2 separate regions of the Homo sapiens genome follow, and region 1 is linked to region 2. A link is a contact called in ENCODE Hi-C or POLR2A ChIA-PET data. All regions are on one chromosome and are shown on one strand. Each heading gives the region's core, a stretch centred on a gene start or an enhancer-like site at or near the end of the contact. The rest is flanking DNA. Distances are from core to core; before and after follow the strand shown. Region 1 has its middle 200 kb from the start of LINGO1-AS2. Region 2 has its middle 7.8 kb from the start of CIMAP1C.

Region 1 (4,445 bases), core at 751-3,250, 2.1 Mb after region 2:
GACCACCAAGGCAGGAAAGGGAGGACATCTGGACTGGGGAGGGACAGAGGGACGGAGCCATGGAGCAGATCTGAGAGCCACTCAGAAGGTAGGACCACGGAGCTCAGCAGCGAGTCCCAAGCCCAGCTTCATGGCCACGGGGAGGAAACAGAAGCAGTCCTGTCCCCCGGACTCTGGGCACCACAGGTCACAGCTAAGGCTGAAGCCAGATTGGATGGTCCAGTGCCAGAGAGAGGAGTATGGGGTCGGGGGGCAGGAGGGAGGCAGGGAATAAGTGACTATTTGTCATTGGACCTTTAGAGCTATTTGAGTATATTAATTTGACCCCAAGATTTCAACGAAAAAAAAAAGAAAGCACATTAGAGTCAGACTGCCACGGCCTTGGACATTCACTATCCACACCGCACAGGCAAGCTGCAGGCAGTTCACGACCCCTCAAGATAGTGCACCGAGTTGGTTATGTGGATGCAGATTTTTTCTGAAAAGTATGTTCTATTGAATTCTCAAAAGGGCCTGTGACCTGGCAATAATGATAATACTTAACATTTAAATACACTAACATGGTATATACCATATGATATAGATACAGACATAGACATACAGACACATAAACAGACATGGATACAGATACAGATCAACTCATTTAATCCTCTCAATGGCTCAAGGAGGAACATTGTATTGTCATGTCCATTTTATAGATGTAGGGACTGAGGTACCAGGAGGTTCAGTGGCTTGCTGAAGCTTGCTCAGTTAGTGAGATTTGAGTCTAGAGTTTCAGCCACAACTCTGGCCCCATCTGGTCTAATACTGAACTTGTCAGGTAGACAAATGAGACCCCGGGGCACAGAAGCGTTCACCCTGGGTTCCACCAACAGAGAGTGCTGGCCCCTGTGGACTCACAAACATCTGTGCTCCCAACCCTTCTTGGGCCTCTCACTTCAAGAGTAATAGGAAATCTCAAGGCCAGGTGCAGTGGCTCACGCCTGTAATCCCAGCACTTTGGGAGGCTAAGGTGGGCGGATTACTTGAGGTCAGGAGTTTGAGACCGGCCTGGCCAACATGGTGAAACCCCATCCCTACTATGAATACAAAAATTAGCTGGGCGTGGTGGTGGGGACCTGTAATCCCAGCTACTGGGGAGGCTGAGGCAAGAGAATTGCTTGAACCTGGGAGGCAGAGGTTGCAGTAAGCCAAGATATCACCCAAGGTCCAAAGAGCCTGGGCAACAGAGCAAGACTTCACCTCAAAAAAATACAAAAATAAAAACACAACAAAACACACACAAAAAAAGAGCAATAGGAAATCTTGGTCCCTCCCCTCATCCATGCCCACAGCTGGGAAGGTGGTTTGGTGCCAGGGACATCTCAGGAGCAGGTGTGGAGCAGGGGAGAGCTCCCACCCGCCAGCACTACCGCTGCTACTGACAACCTAGGTCCCAATGCAGGGAGAGCCCAGCCAGGCAGCCCTCAGCAGGGACAGTGTATTAGCCTGTTTTCATACTGCTATAAAGAACTGCACGAGACTGGATAGTTTGTGAAGGAAAGAGGCTTAATTGACTCACAGTTCAGCGTGGCCAGGAAGGCATCAGAAAGCTTACAATTACAGCAGAAGGTCAAGAGGAAGCAAAGAACCCTCTTCACAAGGTGACAGAAAAGAGAAGTGCTGAGCAAAGTGGGAAGAGCCCCTTATGAAATCATCAGATCTCGTGAGAACTCACTCACTATCACGAGAACAGCATGGAGGAAACCATTCCCATGATCCACGAATTACCTCCACCTGGTCTCTCCTTGACAGGTGGGGAAAATGGGGATGATAACTCAAGATGGGATTTGGGTGGAGACACAAAGCCTAACCATATCAGACAGGGATCCCCGTCCTCCATAACCATCCCTACTGTGTCCCTAGTCTCTCTTCCCCACCTCCACCCTCCGCTCCATCTGAGACTGAGGAACAGGAGCGGGCTGGTGACCTTGGGCGGGGCCTGGCACCTGGAACCTCAATTACCCTGCCTCTCCTCCCTGTAGTCCCACCCCCGAAAGTGTTGGGCCCTGCCCACTGGGATGTGTCCTCCAAGGCCTTGCCTGAGTCTGGCCCTGCCTCCCTCAGGAGTGTGTGAGCCCCTGAGCCAGGCTAAAGGCCACCTCCAGGGAACTGTGGCAGAGGCAGGAGCCTGGAGAAGAGGAGGGGGAGAGGAGGCCCATGGGCAGATGCTGGGCCCCCAGACCTCTGAGAGGGGCCTGAGCCAGTGCTCACACCTGGGTCTGAGAGTCCCCTGTAGGACTCCATGTGGGGCCAGATGACAGGATATGACAACATGGTATAAGTCAGGTGCCAGACCCTGAGTCTGCAGAGGCCCAGACAGGACCAGGGGCTTGCTCAAGACACCACAGAAGGTCCAGCTGCACCAGGGGAAGGGAAGCCTCGTGTCCCTGGATGGCAGGGGAGGAGGGATTGTCTAGGGCAGGGATGGAGCTTGGAGGAGGGCTAGAACTCTGAGAAGGAGGATCAGAGGGGCTTCCTGGAGGAGGAAGACACAGGAGGGGTCCCCAAGGTAGGGGTGTTCAGACAGGCTTAGAAGAGGAGGGCCACGAGCAGGACAGGTTCAGGCGAGGCAGGAGGTGGCCAGAGTCAGACCTCCTGATGGGGGTGTGTGGGGGACTTTGGACCAGAGCCTGTGAAGGCCCCATTGAGTGGAGAGTCCACTACTGGACCTACTCCTCCACCCAGGACAGAACCGAAACTGGTGCCAGCCTCAGCCTGGCAGGAAATTCCTGTTATCCTAACAGTCTGGGGAGGTTGGTCTGGGCCCCCTCCCCCCACCTCAGACTGGGGCCTGCAAGTCAGGGTTCTGTTTCACCACGGTCATCCCAGGGCAGGACTGTGGCCCTCCATAGCCCCACCCCACCCTGGGCCCCAGCAAGCAGCCCTGAACCAGATTTCCCCAGGTTCCAGCCTCCGCCAGCACAGAGCGGGCTATTCGTAGAGGGCTCTCTGCAGCAGCGGGTTGGCTCAGGGGTGCCAGCGTGGTCGGCAGTGTTCTCAGCTTTTCACTCTTGCAGGGAGTGGTTCTCCCACCCAGCATGCTCCAGTGAGCAGGGTGACCTGAGCAGCTGTGAATCTCCTCATCAGCTGAGCCCCCAGGTGGTCACAGGAGAGGAGGCTGCAGCAGACCCTCCCTCTGCCTCCCACAGCCCTGCTGCCCCTGGGCCACTCTGGCCCCCTCGTCATGGGAACCAAGGGTAATGATGGGGTAGCCCAGTGGACCTCATAGCCTAGACTGTATCATGTACATGGTGCTTCATGGGAGGTAAGGAACATGCTGGAGCCGGCGAGCCCCACCTGCCTCAGCCCCTCAAAGAAGGACCCCCAGAGGAGGGTGGGCCAGGCATAAGTCACCATCATAAGGAGGAATTTGTTGAAGAGAGCCCCATACTCCCCTTGAAAGAGATCAGAAACTCCAATGTTTTGGGGGGCTCAGTGGGCGCCAGGAGGGACACTGTCTGCTTGCAGGTTGGGTGTTTTGCTTGTAAATGGCTCGTGCCATTCTTTGGCTCCACAGAGGGAGAGATGCGCACTGTGTTGACAGGGCTCCTTGCATTTTAAGAGAACTTTAAAATGCAGAATTTGTGGTGGAATCTCTCAGGTTTTTGTTTTTTTGCTTTTTTTTGTTTTTTTTTTGAGGCGGAGTCTTGCTCTGTCGCCCAGGCTGGAGTGCAGTGGTGCCATCTCGGCTTACTGCAAGCTCCCGCCTCCTGGGTTCACACCACTCTCCTGCTTCAGCCTCCCGAGTAGCTGGGACTACAGGCGCCCGCCACCACACCCGGCTAATTTTTTGTATTTTTAGTAGAGACGGGGTTTCACCATGTTGACAAGGATGGTCTCGATCTCCTGACCTCATAATCTGCCCGCCTTGGCCTCCCAAAGTGCTGGGATTACAGGCATGAGCCACTACGCCCGGCCGGGATCTCCCAGGTTTTAAATGTTGACAACCAGGTCAAATTTCAAAAGAATGCATGGTTTAAACAAAACACATCCAGGAACCACACTGCGGGCCAGGAGATGGAAGCAAGGCATCCATGGTGTGGCCCAATTTTCCAGGGCTTCCTCGGCCCCATATCAGCAGGTGCGCTTATGGGAGCCCCTGCATGCCAGATGGGGGAAGCAAGCCTCAGGACCCCAGATCCCCAAAGACAAGGCACCACACTTTACGGCCCCTCCAGCATTTTCCAAAGGGTGGTCCAGAGAAACTTGTTCTTGGTGTTATTCATAGACCTTCCTTATTTAGAGCCAAAACACTCTGGGAATCTCGGGGTTAAATAAATCAAAACAGACTTCTTTACTCCAGGACCTCTGGGAGCGTTTCACCTGTTACAGTGCCTTGTGAGTATCCAGGAGGCAGAGGCTGTGCAGCGCTTCCCAAACCAATTCCACATGGAACCCATTTT
Region 2 (4,422 bases), core at 1,066-3,565:
GGTGGGAGCTGGCAGGTGACAGCAGCCAATGCTCCCCAGTGTTACCAGGTCAGGGAACTGCAGGCCAACCTCTGAATAGGGGCTTTCTGATTTAACACTTAGCCCAGGTGAAGGCCCTCTGTTGGAAAGATGAGGAAGCTGGCGCTCGGAGCCTGGAAATAACTTCGGCCACGTGATAATTTTTTTTTGTGACAGGATCTTGCTCCGTTGCCCAGGCTGGAGTGCAGTGGCACAATCTTGGTTCACTGCAGTAGCTGGGACTACAGGCACATGCCACCAAACCTGGTTAATTTTTAAATCTTTTTGTAGAGACGTGGTCTTGTTATGTTGCCTAGGCTGGTCTCGAACTCATGGCCTCAAGTGATCCTCCTGCTTGGGCCTCCCAAAGTGGGATTACAGGTTTGAGCCACCATGCCTAGCCCACATGACAAATTAATGGTCCATCTCTAAATAAAGGTCTAGGTTCTGTGTGTGACCAGGACCAGGGCTCATCTAGGGTGAAGTGCTTTACTTCTATTAGGAGTAAGTATTATTTTTGCCTTTATGGCTCAGTCTAGGACAGACCTTCAGCCTGGCCCCAGCTGCCACCAGACAGAGGCAGGATTGGGAGCTGGCCCTGGAGCTAGGACTCACTCTTGGGGTAGGTTTATGGTCCCAAGAGAAGGGGAGAAGGAGGATGGAGGGTTCAGAAGGAATATTGGGGGGGGGTGAAGATGTTCAGATGAGAGGTGGCCCCGCAATCAAAGGGATGCCGACTCCAGGGAAGATGAATGGGGCCTCCCTTGTGCCTCGGCCTGCAAAATGACAGGGTCATTTAGCTTGGGATTGACCTTTGGATGAAGCAGTCCCATCACTTGACATTGCCTTTCCTGTGGTAGTGCCCCCAGAGAGGTGACTTGCAGAAGGTCAGGCACGGCCTCCCAGGTCTGGCCGACTGCTGCGTGGCCCCTTCTGAACAACTCAGGGGGTTCTCGCTTGACCTTGCAGGAAGCCCTGGTTTGATCCTTGTAGGACTTGAATCTGTATCTTCAGGTCACTAGACTCCGGAGCCTGGCACTTGATCACACACAAAGCCCCCATCCGTGCATTCATTCATTCAACAAACATTTGCTAAGCTCCTGCCCTGTGCCAGGCTCTGGCTGGGTCCGGGGGTACGAAGACTTGGTCTTCACCTGGAGCCCTGGCCTCCAGGAGGTCTGAGGCTGTGTCCGTGAGAGGGTGGGAATTCACCCTCTCCCACCACGAGCAGATGTTGGAGGGTGGATGAGGCTCGGTGCCTGGCAGGAGACCCACCTGAGGTTCCTCTCTTCTCTCTAGGGGGCAAGACAGGCCTGGCTCCATGTTGGGTTACCTCAGCCAGGGCTTGGTGGTGACATCACAGTCCCACGAGCCTCTTGGACACTGGCTGGGGTGGGGGCTGGTCTGTTGTTCCACTGTTGCTGGAGGGAACCCCAAGGCCAATCACCACTCAGGTTCCCAGGACCTGGGGGGATGGTGGCCCTGGGCCAGGAGCAGAAGAGGGGCCCTGCCTGCAGGGACACATGGACACACCATCTGGAGGCACACAGGTAGGGGCTGTGCACACACACGTCCCTTACCGCACACACGTGGGGCAAGACACACACACAAATGCACAGACCCACACCTTACTCTACACACACACACCTGGTACCACCACTGCCTTCAAACACCCTGCCCCATCCCTCTCTCCCAGGCATCTCATCTCATGCACAGATACGTGCCCACCCAGGCTCACTGGCGCCCCTCACTGCCCTGGAGTAGTAAATCCACAAACCATGAGATGTCCCGACATGCAGAGAGAGGTGGGATGGGTGATGGGAGGGAGGTCAGGAGAGTCCCTGCATTCCCCCAGGAGAGGGGACCGCTGGCTGCTCTCAGCCCGCCAGCCTGGGACCTGGCCTCTGGGCGCTGTGCACGTGGTCGTGAGAGGGCACCCCCATGAAGACAAGCCAGGTCCCCACTCCTGCTCCCAGCACTCACAGACACCCACTCTCGGGGCTGCTCAGGTACGGGAGGACTAAACAGGAGCTCCTGCCACCCGGCTCCTTTCGGGGTGTGGTGGGGGGCTGGTGGGAGGACACATCCCCCTGAGTCCGTGGCCCTGCTCACTGGTGGAGAGTTGCCCGCCCTCCCGTTCCTTCTGCTCCCTCTTCCTCTCCACGCCCACATCCTCCCAGCTGGCCTTTCTCTCCCCCAGATCCTCTCCCATGACCAGGTTTCCTCTCTCTCTCTCTCTCTCTCTCTCGCTCCCTGTGTCCCTGTGACCTACTTATGCTCTAGAATAATGATCGACATTTTCAATTACCCCCAAAGTAACAGCCGTTCTTGGGGCCTGGCGGAGGACGGCTGCATGGGCGTGGGCACGGGCGCTGGTTTGAGTGTGGGGCCTGCGGGTGGTGGGGGTGGGGACGCCCATGGTCCCACTGTCCTTTGTTTGCTTTTTCTCATCCGGAGCCTTCAATTTTTCCTGGAAGATTGGAAGCACGTTTCCCTTCAGGGGAGGAAGGGAGATAAAACAGAGAAATAAAAACTGTCATCATTCTCTTGTAAACAGCGTAGAGCCAAGTGGGGGCTCGGCAGGAGAGAGCGACATGAGGGAGAGGCCAGGACAGAGAAAGGGGGCCGAGAGGGATGGGGTGGGGAGGTGAGCAGGAGCCCCCCCTCAAGGCCGGGTGGGTGGGTGTCCTGCAGGAAAGACTGATGGGAGGGGAATGAGGCGAGGTGAGGCTGATCCAGGGCTGGGGCCAGGTTGGGGGGTTGCGGTTTGAGGAGACACAGTGTCTGCTGAGTGCCAGGCAGGCCCTGGGAGGCAGGCGCTATTCTCCGAATCCCACCCTGCGCCAGGCTCTGGGGGTGCTGAGGTGAGTGACAGACATGTCTTTGCACTCTTGGGGCATAAACTCTATTGGAAACAAAGCGGTGGCTTCATGTGTTCAGCACTTATATCAATTGAGGCTCAGAGAGGGTGGGTGACCTGCCCGATGACACACAGCTGGAGGTGAGGAGACCAGGATCCCAGCCAGGTCCGTGTGACCGCAGTCTCCTTTCACACCACCTCCGCTGTGGGCACACTTGGCTCTTGCGTGACCTTGAGCAAGTCCTCACCTCTTGGCCATCAGTTTCCCCATCTGAAAAGCAGCCAGCATGCTGGCTCTCTGCAGGGCTGAGGGGAGCATCAGATGTCTGGATGTGAAGGACGCTCAGCTCTGGCTCTCTGGCGAGTTGGCGGGGGGACGGAGGAGCAAAGACCACCGGATGCTGGGAGAGGGACTGGCCGGCAGGGAAAGGAGGCCGGACCGCAGATTTACTCCCTGCTGCTGCCCAGTGGCAATAATTGGGTACTGCAGAGGGTGGGTCTGGAGGACCTTCTTCAGCTTGCAACAAGGCCAGAGCAGAAAGGTGCCTCTAGGGAGTGTTGTCTAGTCCTCCCGGCCCCATTTTGCTGATGCCCAGAGAAAGGAGGGACTCCTCCTCAGGTCATCCAGGGCAGAAGCTTGGGCTAGGCTTTCAGGGTAGGGTGCTTCCCTCCATCCCTGTGGCAATCAAGAAGCCCCCAGTCAGCTTCAGAGCAAGAGAAACAGAGTTCTACATCCTCTGCTTGATGCCACCACCTCCAGGGAGACTTCCAGGGTCTCCTCCAGTAGGAAGTGGCCTCACTCCTGCCCTGCAGTCCCACACTCAAACTCTCCTTGCTCCTCCTGCCCCACCCAACCATGACTGTCCTCCTGCCCGCAGCAAATCAGGCAGCGGGGCCCCTTGAGACACGAGAGATGGTGGAGAACCATTGTTACCACTCAGGGAGCATGTGCCAGGGGCCCACTCTGTCCTGCGGCTCTACCTGCATCCTCTCACTTGAACCTCGTAAGAACCTTGGTAAGTTGGGGTTATTTTGATCCCCATTTTTCAGGTGAGGGAACGGGCACAGAGAGTTTATGACCTTTACACACAGAGTGGTGGGGCATGGACTCAAACCCAGGTCTGTCTGTTCTCTGGAGAGGCACCTGCATTTGGAGGTGAAAACTACCCCTGTGGCCATATGACAGTCCACTGTGACCGGACACTGAAATGACCAGTCCAGGGGGCTTGTGGGCTGGGGTCTCAGCTTCACCACTGTGCTGCTGGGTGACTTTGGGCAAGGCCCATTCCTCTCTGGACCCTGGTTTCTCATCTGTGTACTGTGTATGTGCATGCATGCATGTGTGTGTATATATGCGTGCGTGCGTGCGTGTGTGTGTTCTGGGCTACCTCAGAGATCCATTCTGGCTTTGAGTGTGGTATATCCCATCTTGGGCTGGTCCCAAGGCTTGGGCCCTGGGATGGAAAGGTTTTAAAGGTCATGGGGAGGGGGTGCAGATGGCAGTGTGGGAGGCAGAGCTCTGGCTAAGAGCTGGGCCCCTTGGG

The links. Hi-C counts contacts between places; a loop is a spot of excess contacts on that map. ChIA-PET counts read pairs that join two places held with the same protein, here RNA polymerase II (POLR2A). Pooled maps may share reads with other maps.
Region 1: a loop to region 2 is called in a map of Panc1, with 16 times the contacts of the local background. The contact joins two enhancer-like sites. A Hi-C loop is called at or near these places in 4 of 168 maps with a recorded cell type or tissue (GM11168, GM12878, GM23248 and 1 more), 1 of 37 single-sample maps with no recorded cell type and 2 of 50 pooled maps. POLR2A ChIA-PET finds 5 or more read pairs at or near these places in 1 of 52 experiments (HEK293).

The regions. Positions count from the first base shown.
Region 1 is chr15:77,857,496-77,861,940 of GRCh38, forward strand. No RefSeq gene overlaps it. Among named protein-coding and RNA genes, the nearest start is that of LINGO1-AS2, 200 kb to the left of the region's middle. RefSeq lists an enhancer at 1,720-1,769. Within about 2 kb of position 2,001, at least 3 of the 41 ENCODE cell types and tissues checked have a DNase peak (open chromatin) inside an H3K27ac peak, as active enhancers do.
Region 2 is chr15:75,729,641-75,734,062 of GRCh38, forward strand. It overlaps the pseudogene DNM1P35. Among named protein-coding and RNA genes, the nearest start is that of CIMAP1C, 7.8 kb to the left of the region's middle. RefSeq lists an enhancer at 1,691-2,622. Within about 2 kb of position 2,316, at least 7 of the 41 ENCODE cell types and tissues checked have a DNase peak (open chromatin) inside an H3K27ac peak, as active enhancers do.